2 separate regions of the Homo sapiens genome follow, and region 1 is linked to region 2. The links are chromatin loops, found by intact Hi-C in ENCODE. Cell type or tissue: CD4-positive, alpha-beta T cell. All regions are shown on one strand. Links, peaks and the distances in the headings refer to the core of each region. The heading gives the core; the rest is flanking DNA.

The links. Hi-C counts contacts between places; a loop is a spot of excess contacts. Peaks named below come from ENCODE experiments on the same cell type or tissue, not always from the same donor. Only the 100,000 strongest peaks of a DNase experiment are listed, where the experiment ranks them.
Region 1: it touches region 2 in a loop (5-fold over the local background); 1 of 110 quality-filtered maps calls a loop at or near these places.

The regions. Positions count from the first base shown.
Region 1 is chr6:148,780,828-148,785,400 of GRCh38, forward strand. All of the region lies in intron 1 of UST (uronyl 2-sulfotransferase), which reads left to right. Among named protein-coding and RNA genes, the nearest start is that of UST, 36 kb to the left of the region's middle. RefSeq lists an enhancer at 579-648. In CD4-positive, alpha-beta T cell, for the core only: no CTCF peak of the experiment used is centred there; no DNase peak of the experiment used is centred there; H3K4me3 peaks cover 69 bases; H3K27ac peaks cover 210 bases.
Region 2 is chr6:148,557,611-148,563,119 of GRCh38, forward strand. No RefSeq gene overlaps it. Among named protein-coding and RNA genes, the nearest start is that of UST, 190 kb to the right of the region's middle. RefSeq lists a silencer at 2,237-2,416. In CD4-positive, alpha-beta T cell, for the core only: a CTCF peak has its summit at 2,311 (motif pointing right); a DNase peak (open chromatin) is centred at 2,351; H3K4me3 peaks cover 291 bases.

The DNA of each region.
Region 1 (4,573 bases), core at 677-3,176, 220 kb after region 2:
ATATCTGTTATGGGGATCTGTGATGAATGATCTTTGGTGTTACTATTGTAATTGTTTGGGGGAGCCACAAACTGCACCCATATAAGAAGGCAAATTTATTCAATAAATATGTGTGTTCTGACTGCTCCACCTACCTGTGGTTCCCTGTCTCTCTTCCTCTCCTTGGACCTCCCTATTCCCTGAGACACAACAATATTGAAATTAGGTCAGTTAATAACCCCACAATGGCCTCTAAGTGTTGAAGTGAAAGGAAAAGTTGCACATTTCTCACCTTAAATAGAAAGCTAGAAATGATTAAGCTTAGTGAGGAAGGCATGTTGAAAGCTGAAATAGACCGAAAGCTGAGATAAACTGAAGGCTGGGTCTCTAGCGACAGTTAACCAAGTTTTGAAAGCAAAAGAAATGTTGTTGAAGGGAATGAGAAGTGCTATTCCGGTGAACACGTGAATGGTAAGAAAGCTAAGGAGCCTCATTACTGATACCGAGAAAGTTTGAGTGGTCCGGATAGAAGGTCAAACCAGCCACAACATTGCGTTAAGCCAAAGCCTGATCCTGAGCAAGGTCCTAACTCTCTTCAGTTCTATGAAGGCTGAGAGAGGTGAGGAAGCTGCAGAAGAAAAGTTGGAAGCTACCAGAGGTTGGTTCATGAAGTTTAATGAAAGAAGCTGTTTCTGGAACATAAAAGTGCAAGGTGAAGCAGTGAGTGCTGATGTAGAAGCTGCAACAGGTCATCTAGGAGATCTAGCTAGGATCATTGTTGAAGGCAGCTACACTAAACAACAGATTTTCAATGTAGACATAACAGCTTTCTATAGGAAGAAGATGCCATCTAGGACTCTAGTTACAGAGGAGAACCCGGTACCTGGCTTTGAATCTTCAAATGACAGGCTGATTTTCCTGTTAGGGGCTTATGTAGCTGGTATCTTAAAGTTGAACCCAGTGTTTATTTACCGTTCTGAAAATTGTAGGGCCCTTAAGAATTTGCCAAATCTACTCTGCCTGTGACAGCATATCTGTTTATAGCATGGTTTACTGACTATTTTAAGCCCATTGTTGGGCTTTAAAAAAATAGTGCTCAGAAAAACAGATTCCTTTCAAAGGTCACTGCTCATTGACAATGTACCTAGTCACTCAAGGTCTCTGATGGAGATGTACAAGGAGATTAATGTTGTTTTAATGCTTGCTAGCACAACATCCATTCTGCAGCCCATGGATCAAGGACTAATTTTGACTTTCATATCCTTTTATTTAAGAAATACATTTCTTTTTTTTTGAAACTCAGCTCTGTCACCCAGGCTGGAGTTTTTATAAGGATATAGCTGCCATGGATAGTGATTCCTCTGATGGATCTGGGCAAAGTACATTGAAAATCCTCTGGTAAGAATTCACCATTCTGGATTCCATTAAGAACATTTGTCATTCATGGAAGAAGGTCAGAATATCAGTATTCACAGGAGTTTGGAAGAAGTTGGGATGACATCGAGGGGGTCAAGACTTGAGTGGAGAAGTAACTGCAGATGTGGTGGAAATAGCGAGAGAACTAAAATTAGAAGTGGAACCTGAAAATGGGACTAAATTGCTGCTATCTCATGATCAAACTTGAACAGATGAACAGATGAGGAGTTGCTTCTTTTTTTTTTTGAGACAGAGTCTCGCTCTGTCACCCAGGCTGGAGTGCAGTGGCGCGATCTTGGCTCACTGCAACCTCCACCTCCTGGGTTCAAGAGATTCTCCTGTCTCAGCCTCCCGAGAAGCTGGGATTACAGGCGCCTGCCACCATGCCCGGCTAATTTTTGTATTTTTAGTAGAGACAGGGTTTCACCATGTTGGTCAGGCTGGTCTCTCGAACTCCTGATCTCGGGTGATCCACCTGCCTCGGCCTCCCAAAGTGCTGGGATTACAGACATGAGCCACAGTGCCCGGCCAAGTTGTTTCTTATGGATAAGCCAAAAAAGCGGCTTCTTGAGATGGAATCTACTCCTGGCGAAGACGCGGTGAACATTGTTGAAATGACAACAAAGGATTTTGAATATTTCATAAACTTAGTGGATAAAGCAGCTGCAGAGCTTGAGAGGATTGGCTCTAGTTTTGAAAGAAGTTCTACTCTGTGTAAAATGCTATCAAACCACATCATATGCTATGGAGATCTTTCGTGAAAAGAAGAGTACATCAATGTGGCAAACTTCGTTGTTGTCTTATTTTAAGAAAGTGCCATAGCCACCGCAAGCTTTAGCAACCATCACCCTGATCCATTAGCAGTCACCAACATCGAGACAAGACCCTCCTCCAGCAAAAAGATTATGACTCACTGAAGGCTCAGATGATTGTAAGCATTTTTAGCAATTAAGCATTTACAATTTTTATATTAAGGTATATACATTATTTTTAGATATAAGTGTATTATTGCACACTTAATAGACTATAGTGTAACATAAACATAACTTTTATATGCCTTGGATAACTAAAAAACTCACTATATTGTCATATTTGCTTTATTCTGGTGGTCTGGAACTGAACCTCCAATATCTCTGGCACACATATACACAAATAACATTTCTGTAATCTGATAGTTTTGCCAGATAAGTCATATTCTCATTGACTAACAGAGCTCAAGTTTTAATCAACCCAGCAAAAAGCATTTCTCTCCTGGAGTTTTTCCCATGTACACCTTTCCCCTGAAGAAGCAGACGTATCATTATTTTAAATAATTCTTCCTTCTTAGGAAAAATTATAGGCATATTTTCTTCTCACAGCTACCAAATGTCCTTGATATCTGTGCATGCACATTTATATGTAAAATCAGAGCTTCTTGTGGTTTTAGAATTGGAAGAGGCCTTAGAGATGAACTTGTCTGGTGATTCTCAACCCCTAAGCATGTTCTTAACGTGAACACTTGGGAGTGGAAGCCTGGGGAACCTGAAATAACTACACATTTCCTGCTAACCTTCTAATTCCTAGTCTGCCATCCTTGCAGTAGTAAGGTTCCCCTGTGCAGTGGGAATTTTCTGTCCCCAGGGGGTTGGGGACAGAAAAATGTTGCACTATAGATCTCATCCAACCCCGCATTTTACAGGTGAAGATGATGAGCTACAAGATTCAATGATATCTTCAAAGTCACACAACCCGGCCTAGAAATAGGCTGCTGCTGATCAATCCACTGCTTTCTCTGCCTATGAGTTTTCCCCAATGTCAGTGATTTCTGTCCTACCTCTGTAATTTACGGCATATCACGAAACCCCAACCCTCATACGCTTCATCATTTTAAATAAAGACTGACTTTTATATGTGAATAATTTATGAAAGAAACTGTAATCCATATTCGATGTGGAAATGTAACCACATTTCACTCACTATGAAAAAGGTAACACTAAAAATAAATGCTATGAAAAAATATATTAAATTTTAACTAAAGTTCCCCACTTAAGTTTCTGAGCCTGAAGTTTTCTCTCTGCTAAAAAGAGAGATTATCAAGTTATGAAGAGTTTAAACATAACACTAGCCCCAAACGATGACACTCTTTTTATGTAATCGGAATTATTGAATGAAAATTTTGAAGGAAATAACATTCTCTCGACATAAGTCCAGGCAGTATTTACTAACCAACACACCATCTCAAATCCTCTCAAGTTCCACCAGTGAGTGAGCTGTGTACCCATTCACGAGGAACTGTCTCCCAAAAGGGAAGCTATATCAGGCAAATCATACCTCTGTCTGTATCTAAGCTGGCTGGAAGGTATTAGATTTGGTGGCAATCAGAGTATTAATTGGAAAGAACAAGTGGAAAATTGTACATATATTGGCTGTTTATCTTGTGTATGTGTCCACAGACACCCTTAGAAAAACTGAAAGCACAGTGCCTGCGATATGATAAAAGCTCAGTAAATATTTGTTGAATGAATTGATGAATACCTGGTGAATGGCAAGCATTCTGCCTCAAGTCAGGTAGAAACAATAGACTGGTAAAAGCAAGTTGCTGCATTTTGTTTCAAGGCACTTTGAAATGTCTTATCAGTGGACATGAAGTATAGAAGACTTAGCAGACTCAGGAAGAGCAGAGCATGGCCATGGAATATTTAACAGATAATGAAGAGCATATATGTGGCCGGGCGCAGTGGCTCGTGCCTGTAATCCCAGCACTTTGGGAGGCTGAGGCAGCCGGATTGCCTGAGCTCAGGAGTTGCAACCAGTCTGGGCAACACAGTGAAACCCTGTCTCGACTGAAATACACGCCGGCTTGGCGGCGTGTGCCTGTAGTCCCAGCTACTAGGGAGGTTGAGGCAGGAGAATTTCTTGAGTCCGGGAGACAGAGGTTGCAGTGAGCCGAGACTGAGCCACTGCACTGCAGCCTGGGCGACAGAGCAAGACTCCATCTTAAAAAAAAAAAAAAAAGCATACATGCATTTAGGCATTAAGATGCTATAGACCATTATCTTTTATAGTCTGTGTCACACTTCATGTTATGTATCAAGAGGAGAAAAGCATCTCAGCCCAAGATTTGATTCCTGATTTTACTACTCAATAGCTAGATGATTTGGGGACAACTGCATAATATCTTTGAGACTACTTAGATATA
Region 2 (5,509 bases), core at 1,210-3,709:
GCAACAACTGTCCCCTGAATCTCCTGAACTTTGCACATTCACTTCTCTCTCTTCACAAACAGATGTCTTAAAGTTTATCAACATGTCCCAAATGAAATATCTGGCCCCCCTGCAGATCTCTGCCCCACCCATGTCAATTTCCCCTCTCAATAACAGCTTCCAGTTACTTCGTTCAGACTTAATCATCCTTTACTTCTTTTTCCTTTCACATTCTGCATTCAACCTGTTGGGAAATCCTGTGGTCTCTGCTTTCAAAGTCTCTCCAGAATCTGACCATTCCTCACCGTCTCCACTACTACCAAACCAGCCCAAGCCACAGCCACCACCCTCGCCTCGATGCTCACTGTGGTTTCCTGCTTTTCCTGCCCCCATCTCCGCCCACCCTTGTGATCTACAGTAGCTCATACAGTAGCCTGGGTGACCTTGTTAAGGGCTGAACACTTGAATCTCCCCCAAGTTCGTATGTTGAAGCCCCAGCCTCCAGTGTGATGGTATTTGGAGGTGGGGCCTGTGGGAGATTATTAGATTTGGATGAGGTCACACAGGCGGAGCTGCATGATGGGATTAGTGCCCTTATGGGAAGAGGAAGAAGACACCAGGCATTACTTTCTCTCTCTACCATGTGAAGACACAGTGGGCAGGTGGCCAGCCGTGTGCAAGCCAGAAAGAGGACCCTCACCAGACTTTTTCTTTTTTTTTATGTTGTTGTTTTTGAGATGGAGGCCTTTTTGATTTTTTTTTTCTGAGATGGAGTCTCGCTCTGTCACCAGGCTAGAGTGCAATGGCGTGATCTCGGCACACTGCAACTTCCACCTCCTGGGTTCAAGTGATTTTCCTGCCTCAGCCTCCCGAGTAGCTGGGAGTACAGGCACGTGCCACCACACCCAGCTAATTTTTGTATTTTTAGTAGAGATGGGGTTTCACTATATTGGCCAGGCTGGTCTCGAACTCCTGACCTAGTGATCCACCTGCCTCAGCCTCCCAAAGTGCTGGGGTTACAGGCGTGAGTCACAGCGCCCAGCCTCCTCACCGGACTTTCTTGGACTTTCTAGCCTCCAGAGCTGTGAGGAAATGTTTGCTGTGTAAGTTACCCAGTCTATGGCATTTTGTTATGTATGGCAGCCCGAGCAGGCTAAGACAGACCTGTGAAAACATCAGGCAGATCGTGCCGCTCCTCTGCTCAAAACCTCCAATGGCCCCGTTTCTTTCAGAGTCAAAGGCAAATCCTTTGCGGTGGCCCAGCAGGTTCTGTGTAACCATCTCTTGTGACCTCCTAGCCTCCCCAGCCATCGCTACTCTTCAGCCACTCTGATTCAGCCACACAGGCTTTCTCCTTGGTCCGCAAGTTTAACGGACCGCTCTCACCTCGGGCCTCTGCAGGCTTCCTTCTGCCTGGAAGTCTCTTCTTCAGAAAGACCCTGTGGTTTTCTCATGCCCTTCTACAGGTCTTTGCTCAAAGGACACTTTTCAGAGTCCTGGCCTGATTCCGTCATCTGAAACTGCCTCTCCCTCAGCCTTTCCCTGGGCTACCACTCTCGAGTCCCACACCTGTGCCAGTTTCCACCTGGCGTTCATTCTCACCTTCTAACACACTGTGTCATCTTTAGGTTTATTGCTTAGTACCTTTCTCCCTTGCTACAATTTAACATCCGGGAACGCACAGGTTTGCTCCCTGGTGAACCTGAACCCTCTCCACTTGACACGTGGTATTTGCTGAATGAATGACTATTCCAGAATGACTAGCCCTTGGATCCTAAATGCAAACGCTGAAGAGGCTCTATTTTAACCCTCTTCTTTCCTAGGTTAGGAGACGGAGACCCAGAGGGGTGACACGAGGGGCTGAGGTCCATACGCGGATGGCTAGTGACAAGGTAAATAGACAAAGAGGCGGCTCCTCTCTGCGTATCCAAGGCTTAACTTTGACTTAACTTTGACCCACAGATTATTACCTTAAACCTGCTGGAGTGACCAGTTCTCAGGACTGGAAGTTGTGGAAATGACTATCAAGGGTGGTTTTGTGAACGTGTAGCTCATCACCGAAATCCACACGGAGTTTCCCTACTTTTAATGTCGGGTCACCTTCACATGTGCAGGTGCTAAATGTATCCATCCTCACATTGGGCACTACCAGGAACAGAAACATCTAATTTATTGTCTGTGGAAAATACAAAAATTGTTTCATAAAAAAAGAGAAAAACCTACAATTTTGGATTTCTTATGGATTTCCAAGTCAAAAAACAGTGGCTTAGAAAGAAATCAGGGCCCAGAGCCGGTTTCAGGTTTCGGCCTCCGTCTTGCCGAGCGAGCCGCTGCTGCAGTGCGTGGCCGCCAGAGGGCACTGCTTCGCCAGGCTGGAGGCCGAGCCAGCTCGCCGGGAGGCGCTGGTGGGAGGCGCGGGAGCCCCCGGGAGGAGCGCGTCCACGCCGCGCGGTGCGGAGCCGAGCCGCAGCCCCGAAACCGAGTGCGGCGGCAGCAGGGCCGGCAGGACCGCCACGACTCACCAAGTGAGCAGCGAGACCTGGAGTCCTGTAACCAAAACACCTATTAAAACTCCCAGGAGAGCGATGATGGGTGACCGATGGAACTCCTGGCTGCTTTCATGACCGGAGCTGGGCGGCCGCCTCGGTGTCCTGCACCTGCTGGGGTGCAGCGTCCACGTGTCTGTGTGTGCGCAGGCGCCCTCTTGCCTACTGCGGGAGCAAGCTGGGGGAAGCCGGATTAGGTCACTCCAAGGCCCTAAACTTTAGATGTCAAGCAATGGTGAGGGAACACCAGCCGCATTTTTTGTCTGAACATTTATTTGCTCATGGCCCAGAATAGCCTAGCAGTATAAGAGCAGCTGCCATCACTCAGTCCTGATGTGTAGTGAACGTACACACTCCTGAGAGCAGTTACCCTTCACAGGATGCCTGTGCACCGAACACCGAGATCCCCACTTTATAGCTGAAGGAACTGCAGCCACGAAGGTCGCAGGGAGAAGAGATGAGATTTGACCTTGTGTTATTTTATTCTGATGCCCTTTGGCTTAACAACTACTGAATAACTCCCTGGTTCTCAGCAGAACCCGTGAGAGATGTATAATTCGAGATTTTTTGCACGGAATTGGCTTAATTGCGAGGTGTGACGAGGCAAGTCTGAAATCCATAGGGCAGGCTGATCATCAGGAAGGACAGGCTGGAACTCACAGACACCAGCTGATGCTGCTGTCCACCATGACATTTCTTCTTCATCAAGGACGCCTCAGCTTTGCTTCTAAGGCCTTCTGATGCATTGAATCAGGCCCATCTGGATTGTCTAGGACAGGGGTCCCCAGCCCCTGGGCCACAGACTGGTACCAGTCCATGGCCTGTTAGGATCTGATTGCCTGTGAGATCAGTGGCATTGGATTCTCACAGGATCGCAAACCCTACTGTGAACTACACATGCAAGGGATCTAGGCTTCAGGCTCCTTATGAGAATCTAATGCCTGATGATCTGTCCTTGCCTCCCATCACCCCCAGAAGGGACCATCTAGTTGCAGGAAGACAAGCTCAGGGCTCCCACTGATTCTACATTATGGTGAGTATGTAATAATAATAGAAAGAAAGATGCACAATAAATGAAACATGCTTGAATCATCCTGAAACCATCCCCTCGCACCCCACCCCATCTACGGAAAAATTTTCTTGCATGGAACTGGTGACCAGTGCCAAAACGGTTGGGGACTGCTGGTCTAGGATACTCTCCCTTACTTAAAGTCAACTGATTTGGGGTTTTAATTTCATCTACAAAATACCTTCATAGAAACACCTAAGTTTGTGTTTCATTGAATAACTGGGGAGAGTAGAACACCATTATACCTGGGAAGCTTTGCAAAGGAGGCTGCCCGGGGCCTACTGCAGACCAATTGAATCTGAACTTCAGGGAATGAAGTCTGGACATTCATGAGTTTTTGCAAGTTCCACAAGTTATTCTGATGCATAGTAAGGGTTAAAAACTATGAGTATCTTCAGTGAAGGAGTTCCTGGGGCCTTGAAATTTACATTGAGCCACCAGCACTTGGTCCACTGTGCTGGGATCACAGGAGAAAAGACAGCGCCCAGCCTGGAGGTGGTGTGCTCTGGAGTTGTGCTTGCTCTGTGACCCCAGGCAGGTCCTTTCACTGCTCAGCCTCATTGTCATTATTTGTGCACATAGCAGGTGCCGGGAAAAGACCTGCCTGCCCCACTGACCTTTCTGCGAAAGCCACCCCTCTGCTGTCTGATGGCAGAATCTCTGCTTTGTTTGGCCTCATTATTTCCAGTCCCAGGACATGAATCGTAATTGGCTCAAACCAGTGGCAGCTGTGTCGGCCCCTCCCTCCCAAGCCCCCTTTGCCAGCTTCCCTTGCAGCCATTAGTGGCCACAGGACCCAACTGTATCCAATAAGGCACAGGCGGAGGGTGATATTTTCCTCACTCATAGAAGATTCTCCTGCCACCTCCCAGGCAACAGTAAAGATGAGGGTAGGGCAGCAGCCACATGGACCACATCAATGACTCAAGCCCACCCAACAGGGAGGAAAATCAGAAACTAGTCACAGCTTGTGTCCTCAATGCCACTTTGGAGCCAGGGCATTGTTTTCCTCCTTCAATTATAAAGTATTTGCAAGAATGCCTGCCCTGATTGGCAGTAGTCAAGGCAGGGAAAGGGAGAGAAAGATTCTGTAGCTGTTTCATTTCAGAGCTTTGGAATGTGTGGAGCTAACAGGGGTTTTGGAGAGGGAAGATTCAGAACTCAATGATCTAGCTGAACGTGGATTCCCCTGGCTCTAGTGCCTCCACATAGAGAAAAACCTCTTATTTACCACAGGCTCCTTCAGTAAATAACGATTCATCCTGAATATCTCAATGTCCCCTCAATGTCTCCTGAATATCGCATGGTGACTCCTATTTCATCCGTGCTTGAATTTTCTTCCTATCCTAGAGTCCTCCCCACATTCTTCTTTCTCTGTCTGTCTGAATTTTATCATCTGAAGTCAAGCCTCCTTCAGCAAGACTCAAGTAACTCCAGTCAACACCACCCCTTCCTGACAGCCCAGAATGCCCTTAGTTAAGGCATCGGATCTCAGAATCACAGAAGATCCCGGAGGAAGGGGACCCATCTAGCAGTTTAAACCTGCAAAGCATATCATTTCTTCCTTTGCCTTTTCCTAAACCATCAAGTCCTAACAAATCAATGTAAAACCACATTTGAAAGTGACACAGATTGGCTGAAATTCTGTTGGAGGACATGTTGCTATCTCTCATACATGCTCCTGTTTAATTAAATATGTCATTAGTCTAAAGGTCCTGTAATAGAGGTAAGAGAATGCTGAGAACTTCCAGTTTGTCCCATCTCTGAAAGCAAGTAACCTCTTTGATCTGCTTGACCAACAATGTCCCCGGGTAATTAGTGACTACTTGCCTTAAAATGGAGTCACTAGGAAGGGTCCCTGAAACTTCATGGGGGTGACTGGGTATCCACCTAGGTGGGGAACTGGCAGGTCTTT